Regions from separate parts of the Homo sapiens genome. Here all the other regions are linked to region 3. Evidence: chromatin loops called from intact Hi-C (ENCODE). Cell type or tissue: dorsolateral prefrontal cortex. All regions are shown on one strand. Links, peaks and the distances in the headings refer to the core of each region. The heading gives the core; the rest is flanking DNA.

Region 1 (5,416 bases), core at 214-5,213, 85 kb after region 3:
TGGAACTCTTGGACATAGCTTTCATAAGACACAGCCCCCATCCACTGTGCCAACAGAAGACTGGGTGGCCCACTGGTCAGAGCGTAATCACAAGGACACATCAGGCTGCAAGGGAGGCTGGAAATTGTCTTTAGAAAATGGGGAGGGGGCTTCTGTCTAATTAAAATTCAGGGATTCTATAGCCAAAAGAAGTGGAGAATGGATATTAGGGGACAATGACAAGGTTCTGGCACAACGCTATTTGAAGAAAAATGTTCGGAACAAAAGGAAGGTAGTCAGGCCTAGGAAAGGAAAATTTTGAAAGTTATAAATTGGCAGCCCCATCCTAGCACCAGCAAGAATAAAAGGTATCCTGTCTGGTTGATGTATCTGTCTGCCTGGCAGGTAGGTCTTCGTTGTGAAGATGGACACAGCAGGCTATCAAAGCCTAAACTATTAAATCATATAACTAATTCCTTTCATTCTGATTCCATGCTGATAAATCTTTTTTGCCCAGAGGGAGAATATGTGTTCAACAGGCCAATGCAAGCATTAGTTTACCTGACAATTCTATTTCTCAATGTGTAAATATATTAGTCTCTTAGATTGGGTTTGAGCATGTTAAACTAGGAATTGGACCCTGGACCAGGGTAATTTTACCAAGAAAAATTCTACTTTGTGGACTTTCTTGGCAACCAGCCTTCCCCTAGTGATACCTCCCTACATTGCCAAGTGTAATGGTTAGCTATTGCTGCAACAATGCTGCATAACAAAGGGGTCTAAAACAACATTTATTACTGCTCACACATCTGCAGTTTTGTGTGATCTAGTTTGGCTGACCTAGGCTTAGCCAGAGAGCTCTGCTTCAAGCTACAGCACCTAGAGCAGCTCTGTCTCTTACTGCAAGTTTGTCAATTGCCTGAGGTAGCTCTGCTCCATTTGTCATCCTCTTAGGGATACACATAGACCAGTGGGATATCTAAGGTATGTTCCTCTCAGAGAGTGGCAGAGAAGAAAAAGAAATATGAGGCCTTTCTGGTCTAAGCTCAGAACTGACTCATTCTGTTAGCCAAACAAGTCAATCACATGGTCAAACACAAAGTCAAGGTGTGGGGAAATATACTCTGCCTCTTTAGAAAGAGAAACTACAAAGTCATATGGTAAAGGATATGGGTACAGGGAGGTGTGGAGAATTGGGGCCGTTATTGTAATCTACCAGGTTTGGTTGACTGTATACCCTAACAAAATCCATCTGAACCAAGGTCCAGGGTATCAAAGCGAGAAGTCGGGACACGATTTAATTATGTAACAGCTTTTTAAAGTTGTAGCAGATGTTATAATATTAGAAATAAATCCTTTTCAATTGACATTAAGTGCCTAGATATCTGAACATTTACATATATATTTGCCTTATCAAACACTCACTAAACTCTTAAGGCAACTGTTAATGTTACCAACAGTTAAGTGAAACTTAGGCAAACGGAATTGCCAAAGGCCACACAGACATTAAATGAAGAGCAGAATCTGAAACAGACCCTCAAATGCCAACTCCAGTGCTTCTTTTCACCATAACAGTTCTCTCAAGTTGTTTTGATAACCAAGAATTTCTAAGAAGAAAGTGTGTTAGATGTGACATTGACGTATTCTAACTGGGACAGAAGGAAGGTCTATAAATGATCTTGCCATAAAGGTCAGGCCTCATCCTGCCACAACCGCTGTTAGCTGTTACGTGCCGCAGCAGAGCTCCCCCATAGTCTCAGCTGATACTGAAATTCATCCCACTCCCCTCTCACCCCCAGCCTGTATTCAGGCTGTTTGTTTAGAATTGCAGTGGCTAGAGGCCTTAGAAGCATCACTGCTTTCTTGGCTGTTTTGAAAAGCAGAAAGAGTACGTAAGAAGCAGCAAGCTGGAACCAAAATCCAGAGGTCGTGGCCCAGATGGGGCTTCTGCTATGCTTCACAGCAGCATGGTGTGGCAGAAAAGGCAGAAAGTCAGATTCACCTTCTGCTACTTAGTGCCTTAATCTTTGGACAGATGGCTCACTCTATTGCTTGACTATATTTAAAAGCATTTTGTTTACGAAACCAAAGTGAAACACACCTACTTTGGGAGTTTACAAGAGGAAGCACACATTGAGGGCTAGGTTAGGAAAGCTTTTCCTGAGATAATAGTTTCATTCTTTCCTGCGGGGCGAGGGGCCAAAGCTGAACTCCCTAACTATGACCCCCACCTCCCAACCTGTTCCCTGCAAAAAACAGAATCATTTCCTTCCAGGGATCTGGGACATCTTTTGGCTTCTGGTAGAAGCCGCTTTCCTTTCAGTCGGGAGGGCTCCAACTCAGCCAAGTTCTTTGGATGCCATCCGCGCGGTGTCCCATAACTTTCCTGGCCGGTGGGCACACTGCCTGCGTGAGTGTTTGTTCTCTGCATCGACCATTCCCTGCTCAGGCGTCGCCCTTCGTGCTGGGACTGCGGCCTGCTGAGCCCCAGGTAGGAGTCCACGCATCGCCTCTCTCTCCAGGTGCACCCGCACAGCTGGCGAACTTGGCTAAGGTCAGCGGGAGAGGAGGGGTGAGATGTGGTGCTAGTTTTAGGCACACTGTGCTCGTTATCAGATTGCCTAGGGGCCCGACTGAAGTATTCCTCCGCCCAGCGCCTCGGGCAAACGCGGGATCTCCCAGGGAAGCTCGGAGGGGGACAGGGAGCTGGTTCCCCTCTGCGACTCGCCCCTCTCTGGCTGGCCGAGTGTCTGGCGCCAACCTCGCTGGAGGAGGCTGTCGGGGGCGGGCCAGCCAGCGGGGCTGCCCTCCTCGCAGTGACGTCCCAGGGGGCGGAGGGGCGACCGACTGACTCCGCGCCCTCCCCCCCGCCTCCCGTGCGGTCCGTCGGTGGCCTAGAGATGCTGCTGCCGCGGTTGCAGTTGTCGCGCACGCCTCTGCCCGCCAGCCCGCTCCACCGCCGTAGCGCCCGAGTGTCGGGGGGCGCACCCGAGTCGGGCCATGAGGCCGGGAACCGCGCTACAGGCCGTGCTGCTGGCCGTGCTGCTGGTGGGGCTGCGGGCCGCGACGGGTCGCCTGCTGAGTGGTGAGTGCGCGCGCTGGGGCGGGGGCTGGTGCCGGGGTGGGCTCACTGCACCCCAGCTGCTGCTGACCCTCTTCTGGGTCGCCACGTATGGGACTAGAAGGCCGTCCCATGCCCCACTCCCAGACGCAGCCCTTCGGAGTCTCTTGCGTTCTGGGGGCAGTCGCACGGCGTCTGAGACCCACGCCAGTTCCCGGAGCTGCGCAGTTCCCTGCGCGTCCTGGAACGCTCGAAGCCCGTTCCCAGTCCAGAGTTATGGGGGTGGGTTGGAGAATGTAGGAGAGGTGGGGCAGTGGGCAAACCTGCCCCAGTGGGTGCCCCTTCGGCCCGCTCCTTTACACGCATCGAATCAGTCCTTGGGACCACCCCCGCGGGGCAGGCTTGCCAGCTGGCCCCCGCCTACCGCCCGCTCCGGGAGGCGGCCGCAGAGACAGCGGGGTAGGGATGCTGGATCCCCGGTGCCGTGGGAACCCTGCCTGTTACTCCTCGTCTCTTCTGCGGGGTTGGATGGCTGGGTCGAGCGCCCGGTATGAGAGCGCTTAGAGATCGGGAAAGAACTCCAGTTAGTGTGGGACGAGCCCCACCTGACTCCGGGGAATGACTCTCTGCTTCCTTCCTCCTGTTGTGTCACTGCAGCCTCGGATTTGGACCTCAGAGGAGGTAAAGTGCTCTGGCTTCTGGCTTCTTTCAGTTGTTCTGCATGTCGGGGGGAGAACATCCGTGCCCTTTTCTCAGATCCTTTTTGCGGGTGCCAACAGCTTGACCAAACGGGACAGAGGAGACTGGGAACCTCCTCTACTCTGGCATCCTGGCTTGCGAAACTAATTTAAAGAATGTAAAGTTGGTTTCAGGATGGGGGCGGGGCGGCAAAAGAGGTGGGAAGCTGAATTGAGCTGCTTGGGTTAGGGCTGCGTGGGCTCTGTCCTTGGTCGCGGGGAACAGAAGGCCCTCCCACCCTTCGCCTTCCTGCAAATGAGAAGAGAAGGACACTTCCTGAAGGCAGGAGAACCAGATAGGCCCGCGGGCCTCCTTCCAGCTCTGACGGTCTCTGGCACTCACCCGCAGACTTCGGATGTGTGGCCAGGCTGGACCATACAGGAAACTCGCTTAAGGTGTTATGTTTCCCTTGACAATCCAACATGGAAAGTGGGGGTTGTCAGGAAATTCAACTCCAGCTTATGTTATGCCGGTGGCCAGGTTGGATAAGTTCCTGGGGGCTCATTTGCCCCTCCTCTGCTGCCCAATTTGGAGCCAGCTTTGAGGAATCGCAAAAGCGTGGCTGGCCCAGCCCCCTTCCCGGGGGTATCCCTGCCTCAGCCTCTCTGAATACCTTCTTGCAAGCAGGTCTGGCTTTTGAACCCTCCTAATGTGCTGCTGGACCAGTCTAATTAGAGTTTCTCTATTATCAGCAATAGCCAAATAATGACAGGAAAAGGGAGAAGATGTGGAACTCTTATAACTTGTTGCTCATTGAGAATTCCTTTATGAAAGTGATGAGAGAAGAAATAGAAAATGAAGACTCACTGGAGCTTTCTGGATAATCTGTATGTGCTCTTTCTCATTTAGCACTAATCATATAGTTCTATCTGTCTGTGGCCCCTTGCCCTATATGCTGGCCAGTGTTGGGAATTAATGAATGCTATCTGGCTCCCTGCGCAGCTGTAAAACAAGTTGGGAAAACAAGAACATTCCAGAAGTTCTGGGAGGAGGTTCCCAAACCAAAATATTTTACCCCCGGCACTGTGGCAGCAGTTCGCACCCACAGCCCACAATTTGGCTTTCTCTTTGCAGGGGGACTACTCCCCGTGTTGATACGTGGTTTTCACTTTGAACATTTGAATCCGGAAACATATGCTGTGTGCTCCTGTGGGTTAGGAAGTAGCTTTTGTTCCTGTATTCCCAGCACCTCGCACAGTGCCAGGCACAAAGTGTACACTCAATAAATGTTGATTGAATGAAAGGAGTGATGAGGCTAGTGTCTCCATTGCAGCAAGGCTTCAGTCACACAGACGCAAGCTAGAGCAGTGTGTACTGTGAGCGATTTGTTATTGGCTCCTCAGTAAAATCCCATCTGTTTGTCTGAGATGATCTTCAGCCCTTCAGGGGACAGACTGATAAGACACATTACATAGGCTCCCAGTAAAACATGAGCCTGGGGTGCAGCGGGGAGCTAGCAATTTAGTTCACTGGTACCAGCATGATTTTGTAATTAGATCTGGGCTCTAACTCCGGTGATGCTGATGATCACTGTGTGATCTTGGCCAAATTACTTAACTTCCCTGAGCTCCAGTTTTCTCATTTGTAAAATAAGCCATAAACAGTATCTGCATCAGGGGACTATTATGAGGGTTACAT
Region 2 (5,416 bases), core at 80-5,079, 110 kb after region 3:
CTGGGCAACATAACGAGACCCCGTCTCTACAAAAAATAAGAAAATTAGCTGGGTGTGGTAGTGCATGCCTATAGTCCCAGCTATGCAGGAGCTGAGGTGAAAGGATTACTTGAGCCCAGAGGTCAAGGTTGCAGTGAGCTCTGATCATGCCACTGCACTCCAGCCGGAGTGACAAGTGACATCCTGTTTCAAAAACAAACCAACCAAGAAAAAAAGACAAAAAAAACCTCATGTAGAAACTTATTCCCCAATGTGGCAGTATTGACAGGTGGGGTCTTTAAGAGATGATTGGGTCATGAGGGCTTTGCCCTCATGGATTAATGGGTTTTCACAGGAGTAGGACTTGTGGCTTTATAAGAAGAGGAACAGAGACCTGAGCTAGCACCCTCAGGCCCCTCACCGTGTTACGCCCTGCGCTGCCTCAGGACTCTATAGAGAGTCTCCACCAGCAAAAAGACGCTCCCACATGCAGCCCCTCAACCTTGGACTTCTCGGCCTCCAGAACTATAAGAAATACATTTTGTTTCTTTATAAATTACCCAGTTTTAGGTATTCTGTTACAAGCAATAGGAAATGGACGAAGACAACCATTTAAAACCGTATTTCCCAACCTTTTTTTCCACTGTGACACACATGACAGATAAAATGTATGTATCAGACAACCACTTTGGTCTCTTTACTCGACAAGCATTCCTGTTTGTTTGTTTGTTTGTTTGTTTTTTGAGACGGAGTCTCGCTCTGTTCCCTAGGCTGGAGTGCAGGGTCATGCGATCTTGGCTCACTGCAGCCTCCACCTCCTGTATTTGCAACTTTTCTTAGTTTGAAATTCTTTAAGGAACAGCATCTGCAAACACAGGTACTGGAATGGTTGGTAACATATTACTTGCAGCACACCTTCCATCTAAGCTCAGCACACAGGGGTTTGCCATGATGTTGGAGTTGAGAGCATCTAAAAGCCTCTGATCCAAGATAAAAATAAATCATTAGTAAAGCTGTCAATCAGTACCCAAGCCCCAGGCTCAGGCCCAGGACCCCAAACCCCACCTTTGTCATTTCCTTGCAGGCTACAGGGAGCCATGTGAGCCACCCCACAGAAGTGAATCCGGAGATTCCTTTCCTCCACAGTTTCCCATCCCTCCCCTGTGAGAACGCAAATAGGTTGTGTGATCTAAGGTGACTTCCAGTTCTAAAATTATTCAATATGATTCTTTTTCTAATTTGTTAAGCATGTTATGCCCACATTACTTCTGAGCTTGTAGTAAGACACACCTAATGGTGGATAGCAAACTGAAGACAGAAGTGTCAAATAAGGTCTAGGAAACTGCAAGCCCAGAGATGGAGAAGCAACAAAGCCAATTATTCTGTACAGCCCCTTCCTTCTTTCTTCCAAAGAACAGTAAATGGTAACTAATGGCTAAAGAATCTTAAGTTATTCTTGAATCTTGAATTTGAACAGCAGAAAGAAATAGTGACTAGAATGAGTCTTTAGAGCCGGGGCACCAGGAGAAACTGGTTTTTAAAACAGAATAATACCATGTATAGGCTGGAGGCAGTGGCTGTAATCCCAGCACTTTGGGAGGCCAAGGCAGACAGATCACGAGGTCAGGAGATCGAGACCATCCTGGCCAACGTGGTGAAACTCCATCTCTACTAAAGATACAAAAATTAGCTGGGCATGGTGGCACGCACCTGTAGTCCCAGCTACTGGGGAGGCTGAGGCAGGAGAATCGCTTGAACCTGGGAGGCAGAGGTTGCAGTGAGCCGAGATCACACCACTGTACTCCAGCCTGGTGACAGAGCATGACTCCGTCTCAAAACACACACACACACACACACACACACACACACACACACACACACACACACACACACACAAAATAATACCATGTATGACAAGGGTCCCCAGCCACCAGGCCAATGACTGGGACCCATCCCTGGCCTGTTAGGAACCGGGCTGCATAGCAGGCAGTGAGCAAGCAATACTGCCTGAGCTCCGCCTCCTGTGAGATCAGTGGCAACATTAGATTCTCATAGGAGTGCGAACCCTATTGTGAACTGCGCATGCGAGGGATCTAGGTTGTGTGCTCCTTATGAGAATTGCTGGCTCACGCCTGTAATTCCAGCACTTTGGGATTCCAAGGTGGGCAGATCACCTGAGGTTAGGAGTTCGAGACCAGCCTGTCCAACATGGTGAAACCCCATCTCTACCAAAAATACAAAAATCAGCCGGGCATAGTGGCTCATGCCTGTAGTCTCAGCTACTTGGGAGGCTGAGGCAGGAGAATTGCTTGAACCAGGGAGCCGGAGGTTGCAGTGAGCCAAGATCGTGCCACTACACTCCAGCCTGGGGGACACAGCGAGACTCCATCTTAAAAAAAAATTGAAAAAAATAAATAAAATATATATATGTAGGATCAAGCAGAATTCACCATTGCTTGACAGCATTGGTGTATTAGGGAAAAGGCCTGTCAGCATTTTTGCCTGATGCAACTTTGCCAGGAAGTTCGAGGCTGCTTTGTTTTCACCACCAGGTGGCAGTATTAGGCTGGCATAGAAATTTTACCTAATTATAATGACCAATTTCTGGCAAGCAACTGCAAAGAGAAAGGGAGGTAAAGATATATGGAGAAATAAGAAAATACAATGCAGGTGAAAATCCTGGGTTCTGGAATCAGGTTGTTGAGTTTCTAAGTCCTATTACTGCTACTTACTGGCTGTGCAATCTTGAACAAACTACATTATTTAACCTCGGTTTCCTCATCTCTAAAATGAAGATAACATTACCTACCTGGAAATGCTGCTATAATAAAAATCACAAAATATGCATAAGGTGCTTGATGCATTTTGTGGGTTGAATTTCATCCATCACCACCACCCCCCTCAGAAAAAGTATTGAACTCCTAACCCCAAATCCCTCAAAAATGTGACCTTTTTTGGAAATAGGGTCATTTCGGATATACTTAGTTAAGATGAAGTCATTAGCATGGAACCCTGTTCCAATGACTGGTGTCCTCAAAAAAAAAAGGCAATTTGGACACAGAAATGCATACAGGGAGAGCGCCATGTGAAGACGAAGGCAAAGATCATGGTGATGCTTCTACAAGCCAAAGAATGCCAAAGATTGTTGGCAAACCACCAGAAACTAGGCAAGAGGTGCGAAACAGATTTCTCTTACCGTCCTCAGAAGGAACCAACCCTGCTGACATCTTGATCTTGGACTCGTACCCTCTAGAATGATGAGAAACCATTTCTGTTGTTTAAGCCACCCAGTTTGTGGTACTTTGTTATGGCAGCCCAAGCAAACTAATAGAACAGATAAGCCCTCATTAAATACTAGCTAGTATTAGTCCTGTACTCTTTTAATCTAATTGTACTGAGACAACAATACTGTTTTTACTGTAAATTATAGCTCACTTTCCAGCTATCATGGGTTTATATATCCTGCCCTCCCCCACAAAATCATGGCATTCTGTGGAGTGACAGAGGGCAAAACCAGGGCAGACATGAGAGTCACAGGGAGGGGGATTTCCATGACACGCAGGAGGATGCCTGCTTACAACAAACACTGTAAGACCTTCACCCCTCCAGGGGCTCACGGAGAGACCATGTGAGCCCTTGGGAGAAGGAAGGATTCCAAGCCCCCAGGTGCGAGTTTTCGCTGATCAATGTGCTACACGGAAGTGATATAGGTGCCGGCTCTTATTGCCAGAGGGCTCTTATTCCACCTGCTGGTGGAAAACAGGTTGGATGTCATAACCTTTAAAACCCCTTCATCTCATCTCAGTGCATACATTTCAGCCACTTTCTTTTGAACGTATAGAAGCTTGGAATAGAAAGTGGGCAGAGCAGGTTGGTGGTAGTTTGTTTCTTTTTCTTTGGTGGGATCTGGAATCCCTAACAGCTAGTTTTACTAAAGACTGAGATTGGCTAGGTAGGATTAAGGCTGAGGAACTGCCCCTAACCCCCTACCGCATGCCACACACCTCCTCACTATTTCATCACCACACCCCCAGCCTCCAAGGCAATGAATAAGAGTGTCGAATAAATTAGCTGGAATAGGCAGCTCTGAAAGTTACCACATTTGGCAGACAATTCATCCCAAATCTTCCCTTCCTCAGGCTCAAAAAGAGACTCAACCTTGCTGGGTAGGCTGGGTGCTGTCCACAGTTAGGGGGATTTGGAGCTGGTTCTATTGCACGTATGATAGAGAAAACAGGAGGGAATACAGTTGCCCTTCTCATTCTCAGGTTCTGCATCCAAGGATTCAACCAACCATGGATGGAAAATATTCAGAAAATACAAAGCAAAATGAATGCTAAGAAAAAGAAAAAAATTTTTAAAAAAGAGAGGAAATATTTGGAAAAAAAACCCAGAAAATGTTATGTTGTTACTGGAGTTCGGCCTAGATGGTTACATTTGTACTGAGCATATGTACAGTACAGGCTTTTTTTTTCTTGTCATTATTCCCTAAGCAATACAGTATAACAATTGTTTATGCAGCATTTACATCGTATTAGGTATTTTAAGTAATCTAGAGACGATTTAAAGTATACTGCATGTAGTGGCTCAGCCTGTAATCCTAGCACTTTGGGAGGCCAAAGCAGGAGGATTGCTTGGGCCCAGGAGTTCCAGACCAGCCTGGGCAACACAGAGAGACACCATCTCTACAAGAAAAAAAAAAAATAGCCAGGAGTTGTGGTGCACACCTGTGGTCCCAGCTACTAGAGAGGCTGAGGTGGGAGGATCAGTTGAGCCCGGGAGGTCGAGACTGCAGAGAGCTACGATTGCACCACCGCACTCCAGACTGGGTGACAGAGCAACACCTTATCTCGAAAAATAAATAAATAAAATAAAATATACAGCAAGATGTGGTTGTATGCAAATATTACACCATTTTATAACAAGGACGTGAGCATCTGTGGATTTTGGTATCCACTGGCCCTGGAACCAATATCCTGCAGATACTCACGGACAATTGTATTGCCTGCCAGGGTTGCCCCAAAAGTCCCACACCCAAGTTGATGCCACAAATTGCCTCTAGGGCAGACCCCCACTCTCAGGATGGATTGGAATTTTAACTAAAAGGAATTTTGGATATGATGGTCTTATTTGGATCCCGATTTGAACAAGCTAATCAGAAAAAGACATCTTGCGATAATTGGAAAAAATCTGAACATAAACTGAGTATTAGAGAAAATTAAAGATTTATTTTTGTTTTCATTAGGAGTGATAATGACATAGTGGTTTTATAAAAGATAAAAGGCCTTATCGGTTAAAGATGACAGTAAAATGACCCAATTTTGGCCAGGCGTGGTGGCTTATGCTTGTAATCCTAGCACTTTGGGAGGCCGAGGCAGGCAGATCATGAGGTCAGTAGTTCAAGACGAGCCTGGCCAACATGGTGAAACCTCGTCTG
Region 3 (5,416 bases), core at 90-5,089:
TCTAATAGTTGCTAAGATGCAAAGGTGACAAAGGTGCAGTTTCAAGCCTCCAGGGCTTGAAACAAATACATGTCAGCAAATATAATGGAGCTAGCTAAAGCATGTCCAGGGTGCACACCAAGGCAGGAGTTGACTGTTCTCCCTGGAGAGGGTGGAGGTCAGGACAGACTTTCCGGAAGAGTTGATGCCTGAATGAGGTTTGAAACAGGAGAATTATTAATATAATGTGGTCCCTGTACTACCAGAGGGTTGGTAAGTTGAGGAGGGGGTACGCAGTGGGGAGGAGGAACAGAGATGAGAAGGGGAGTATTGTGAGCACAGCAAGCACATAGGCATGAAACAACACACATCTCCTCTGGTGACCAAACGGGGTTTCCCATGACTGGAGCTGAGGTGTGAGGACAAGGATAAGGCTGGAACTGGGAGGGAGACTAAAATGGGATGGCCTCCAGGCCCTGCTAAGAAGTTTGGACTCTAACCCCTAGGCAAGGGATAAGAACTTTCAGCAAGTGAGAAAACCTGGTCCAACTTTTATTTGTACTCTAGCAGTAGGGTGGAGGACAGAGATGGATCAGAGGGGGAAAAACGACAGAGACCTAAACAATTAGTCCAAGCAAGAGAGGATGAGGTGCTCCCTAACCACGGTGAAGTGCGACCTGTTTCCTTTCAGAGTCTTCAGGAAGGATGCTGCTCCCTCAGCTCGCCCTTCCCTTCCCACTCCCCATTATGTACTCTGTAGATGCAGTGTCACAGCCTGAGCTGGGCTCGGAAGGCTGCTCCCCACCCCACCTTCAGGAGACATCAGCAAGAATGCAACCTCGATGCCTACACTTCCCCAAGAACTGGGATAATGTCAATAAGGAGAGGCCGATCTCACCAAGACTCTGACGCCCCCAGGGTTGAGGGGGGTCCTGGTGAGTGACAGGTGGGCTAGAATCCCAGAGGCACCCCCAAATCCAACTAGCCAGCTCCTGCTTCTTTTTTCCATCTTCCAAGATTGCTCAATTCTCAATTCCTCTTCATTCATCCACTGATTTGCTCAAAAAATCTTTTCTGAGTGGTACTGTATGTCATAACACTGCCGGGCACTAGGCATAGGCAATATAGAGCAGGAAAGAGACATCTAAACACACTTTCCAAAAGAAACATAGTATAACCGTGTACAAAGCAGCCAAGTTACACAGTGACCAGTACTATCTAGAGGAGCAAGTTGCAGAAGGTATTTATTGTATGTCACACTGAAGGGTTCCCCTTCTATCCTTGCTACTCACAGCATGGTCCTCAGACAGCCACACTGGGATTTGTTTGTGCTCCTAGAACTTTAATGTAGATATGAATTTCCTGGGGATCTTCTGCTTCAGTAGGTCTTGGATGAGGCCTGAGATTCTGCATTTCTAACAAATTCCTCAGTAGCACTGATGCTCCTTACCCAAGAACTACACTTTCAGTAGCAAGACTGTGCCTGGACTGTTGAGGCTCTATAGGAAGAAGATGCATGGAAGATCTGTAGGGAAGCTCATATTTGCATTTCAGGAGGATAATCCTTCTTCCCTCCGACCCCCACAGGTGGGAGCTGGGAGGCTGAGGAGCAGGTAGATCTGGAGTGGTTTGACACAGAGGCCTTCTTTGGAGACTGCCTCAGGCAGTCTCTGTCAGTGACAGCCAAACTCAGCCACACGAAGGAAGAGGTAACTGGCAGCTCCAGGCAACACTTCTACCCAAGACTGGAGGAACATGTGGGGCTAGAAAGAGTCTCCTCTTCAGGAGAGTTGGTTATAGGACATAGAGTCCAAAGAATATGGAACATAGAGTCCTAAAGGAATCAGAATAAAGGAGAGTATATGGGAAGGGGAGATAGAGGATTTCAGATTAAAATTAGAACTGATTTCATGAAACCTAGGGCTTCGGACCAGTAATAGGGATTCTACCAAGGCCACCATTGGAGTTCCTTCTCAGATCTCCATCCCTAGTCCTCGGTAGCCCAACTAGGTGAGCAAATTTATGCCAGTAGATGGCAGGCATTAGAAGCAAAAAGAATACATTAGAAGTCCAAGTACCAAAACTGGGCCAGGGCTTCCCCAGCAGAATGTGCATGCTGAGACTGGCTGGGACGAGCCAGTGTCTGTCCTCATTCACTCTTTCCAAGTGTCTGGGTTGGGGGTTGGGGGTTGGGGGGTGGGGTTCTGGAGTCTCTCCAGCTGTTGGCAGCAGGGGGCGCTGCAATCACAACAGTGAGAGGCTGGGTGGCTCCGGGAACAGAGTTCACACACACTCAATCCACCCTCTCTCACAGCTCAAACTCCTCTACCTTAAACTTCTGGGTGAAGCCCGTTCTCTCCAGCAGCTGTGGGGAACAAGGCGCTGCCTCCCAGCCTCCGCTAACCGGCTTCTGAGGAGCGTGCAGAGGGAGCAGCAGCAGGTGGGCTTGGTTCACGCCTTCCTCTCTGGTCTCTGTGCCCAAACACAACTCCCTCCCCTCACTGAGGTCCAGGCTCCCTCCCTTAGCACCTCCCCAACCTGTTCCATCTCCCTGGCCCTAAAGCTCTTACCTACAGTTCCCACCATCTCTGGGAATTTCTCATCCCCTTTGCCGCTGCTGCCATGCCTGTCCAGAATAACTCTGGAGTTCCCAAGGTGAGTGGGGTGTCCCCGAGCTTGCTGTCCCTGGTGGCTGTAGCGCCTGCAGGTGAGCAGGCAGGGTTGTCTCTGACCCAGGCTGCTGAGGCAGCTGCCTGGGCTGCAGAAGAGAAGGCCAGCCGGAGGAGGCACCTGGCAGGCGAGTACGCAGCCAGCCTTCGTCACCAACTCAAGCTCCTTCGCCAAAACCTCCTCGGGAGGCAGGAGCAGTGGGCCTCTTTCTGCTCGACGCTGAGGGAGGTTCAGCAGCAGTTGAAAGCACAGATGGGCTCCAGGTCAGAGAAATCCTCTCCGGCTGGGCAGAACCCAGAAAAGTGTGGATCTGGCCAACCTGGATCAGACTTAGGGAGACATGAAATGGGGAGGAGAGAATGTGGCTGCAGGGGGTCCCGGAACTGGCCAAAACAAAACGTCCTTTTCCCACCCCTGATTGCTCCTGTGCCCCTGCAGGGCAGTTCCCCAGCTGGACACGGTGCTGGGCCACCTGTCCCAGGTCGTGCTGCAGGAGGGCCACCGCCTGAAGGCCTGGGGCATTCTGGGCACCGGCACTGGGGCGGAGCTACTGAGGCCAGGTGAGCTTTGCTTGGGCCTCAGCCAGGGCCCCCCAGGAAACCTGGCCCTGAATCAGGGCAACTAGCCCTGTAGAAACTCCAGTTCCACCCCCAGACACCCAGCAGGGGAGGAGAGGTAGAAGAGGGCAAAACAGAGCGGACACCCCAAGGTCGGGAGGGGCTTCCCATGCAATGCCTGCCCAAAAGAAGAAGGAGCCTCGAAAGTGGGAAGAACCAAGGAAGAAACAAAGCCATGGCAAGTCATAGCTTTATAGATCCGGAGGCACTTCCTGAAAATAAAAGCCTGGCAGATGAAGGCAAACGGCCAAGTTTGGTAAATGATGAACCTGTCTTGGGGTCTCGCAGGCCTGCTGAGTCCTGGGAATCCCGTAGCCCCCCTGTAGGCTGTTGCCACCATTTCCCGAGGCTTTTCCAGTCTCTGCCGGCCTGCGCAATGATATCACAATGGCACGTGGAATACTGCTCTGGAGTTAGCAAAGATGAGACCCCTGCCCCCTCAGGAGCACAATGTCTGTGGAGGCTGGGGAGGAGTTCTCACCAGCTCCTTCCAGTCACCAGCCAAGGGAGTCCCCGCATGTTCCCTCTCCCACCGGCCCCCAGCCCAGGGCTGAGCAGGCAATGATTGCTTTCCTGCAGCCCCAGCAGGCCCTCCTGGTGCTGATGACATCAGTGTGAACCCCGTCACCAAGTTGATGGTCCCTGGCCCCAACTCCTTGATGCTTCCAGCCAGCGGCCACGCAGGCTCCATACCCCCTGGCTACTTCATCCACCCTGACACTGGGAGGGTGCTGCCCGAGGCTGGACACCTGGGATATGATCTGCTGAGAGCTACCCTGGTGCCCACTATGGACACCAATGCCGGTGAGCCCCTGGCCCACTGACTATCCCCAACTCAGCTCTGGGCTTCAGAGATGAGGCAGGGCTTGCTGGGACTCTCAGGAATGAGCTCCCAGGGAGCACAGCACAGGACGCAGGGCTCTCTCCTTGGACAGTGGGGCTTGGTGACCAGCAGAGTAGTAAATACTTCCTTCCCCTCCTCATCTTGACATTCTTGCTGGATCCAGAAGGTGCCATGAGCTGCATGGTAAAAGGAGGCAGGTCCCAAGGCCCCTCTGTCCTGCTCTGCAGGGCTGAAGGAGGCTGGTGCATTAAAGGGTACCAACAGCTCCCTGTATCCCTGTCCAGGTGGTGTCCGAACATCAGAAGCTGCCATCCTGCCCTATGTGCCCTACCCAACCAGTCCCACCACAGGTTCCCCTCCAGCCACGCACCTGCCCATCCTGCAGCCAAGAAGGACGTCCCCGCTGGGGGCTCTCATGACAGACCCCGTCACAGGCATCAAGGTGCCCGTGCTGGCTGTGAATCTGCACCCCCAAACAAGGCAGTGGCTCACTCTTGGGAGGACATACTGCAATCCTCTCACCAAGACCTTGGCCCCTCTGGAGATGGGGGGCCCATGGAGGATCCAGTCACAGGAGGCATCTCGCCCATCCTGGGAGTCGGGTTGGATGAAAACACAGGTCTCCCGGCAGCCCTCAGCATTGTCCTCCCTCGCCCTCCTCCATGCCTGGCCTGGCCTCCCAGTCCCCTTCCTCTCAGCCCCCTACACCCTCCATGTTCTGATCTGAGCCACAAACTCCACCCACGACCCTCTTTCCACCCTTCATCCTCTCAGCCTCTTACCCCCAACCTTCCCTCTCCCCTTCCCCATCTCTACTCCAGTGCCCCTGGGGAGGGGAAGAGAAGCAAGGTACTTCTATAAAGTTAATGGACACTTTTCAACCAAAAAGGACCATTTCTCCACCTGTCACCACCATGCTCTACCCCCTGCCCCCTCCCTCTCCCCCTCCTCCTTCCCTCCCACAGCTCACTTCCACCCTTGTGCCCTAGTTCCCCTTATGCCACACCTGCCTACATCCCTGCTGGTTCCCTCTCCCACCTTGCCCCCTTGGTTTCTTTCTTCCAGCTCAGCTACTTGTACTGGGAGGGCTGCGAGATGCTTCGGGGAACCTCTTGCTGCCTGGTGACAGCTTTGTGGAGCCACTGAGCAGGAAGACAGTCCGGCTCCAGGGGGCTTCCTGACGAGAGGGCCAGACATTGCCCCATATGGGAGGGCCACAGGCCCTGCTGGACACCAATGTGCTAGTGGCCCAGAGGCAAGTGATTGCAGTGCTTCAGCCGTGCCAGGAGAGTCCAGAGTCGGGTGT

The links. Hi-C counts contacts between places; a loop is a spot of excess contacts. Peaks named below come from ENCODE experiments on the same cell type or tissue, not always from the same donor. Only the 100,000 strongest peaks of a DNase experiment are listed, where the experiment ranks them.
Region 1: it touches region 3 in a loop (2.3-fold over the local background); 10 of 110 quality-filtered maps call a loop at or near these places.
Region 2: a loop joins it to region 3, with 4 times the contacts of the local background. A loop is called at or near these places in 20 of 110 quality-filtered maps.

What each region holds. Positions count from the first base shown.
Region 1 is chr11:111,537,865-111,543,280 of GRCh38, forward strand. It overlaps LAYN (layilin), which reads left to right and starts at 2,856. Exons shown (of 7, transcript NM_178834.5): 1 at 2,856-3,064. The coding sequence starts at 2,980. RefSeq lists an enhancer at 1,959-2,638. In dorsolateral prefrontal cortex, for the core only: a CTCF peak has its summit at 2,794; DNase peaks (open chromatin) are centred at 2,375, 2,807, 3,515 and 4,055; H3K4me3 peaks cover 2,851 bases; H3K27ac peaks cover 3,819 bases; H3K27me3 peaks cover 1,744 bases.
Region 2 is chr11:111,562,802-111,568,217 of GRCh38, forward strand. No RefSeq gene overlaps it. Among named protein-coding and RNA genes, the nearest start is that of LAYN, 25 kb to the left of the region's middle. RefSeq lists an enhancer at 2,161-2,664. In dorsolateral prefrontal cortex, for the core only: a CTCF peak has its summit at 2,528 (motif pointing right); a DNase peak (open chromatin) is centred at 2,510.
Region 3 is chr11:111,452,670-111,458,085 of GRCh38, forward strand. LOC644277 (a long non-coding RNA gene) reads left to right here. Exons shown (of 4, transcript XR_001748381.1): 4 at 740-876. It also overlaps a transcript of BTG4 not described here. Among named protein-coding and RNA genes, the nearest start is that of MIR34BHG, 55 kb to the right of the region's middle. In dorsolateral prefrontal cortex, for the core only: a CTCF peak has its summit at 2,236 (motif pointing right); a DNase peak (open chromatin) is centred at 2,212; H3K27ac peaks cover 1,826 bases.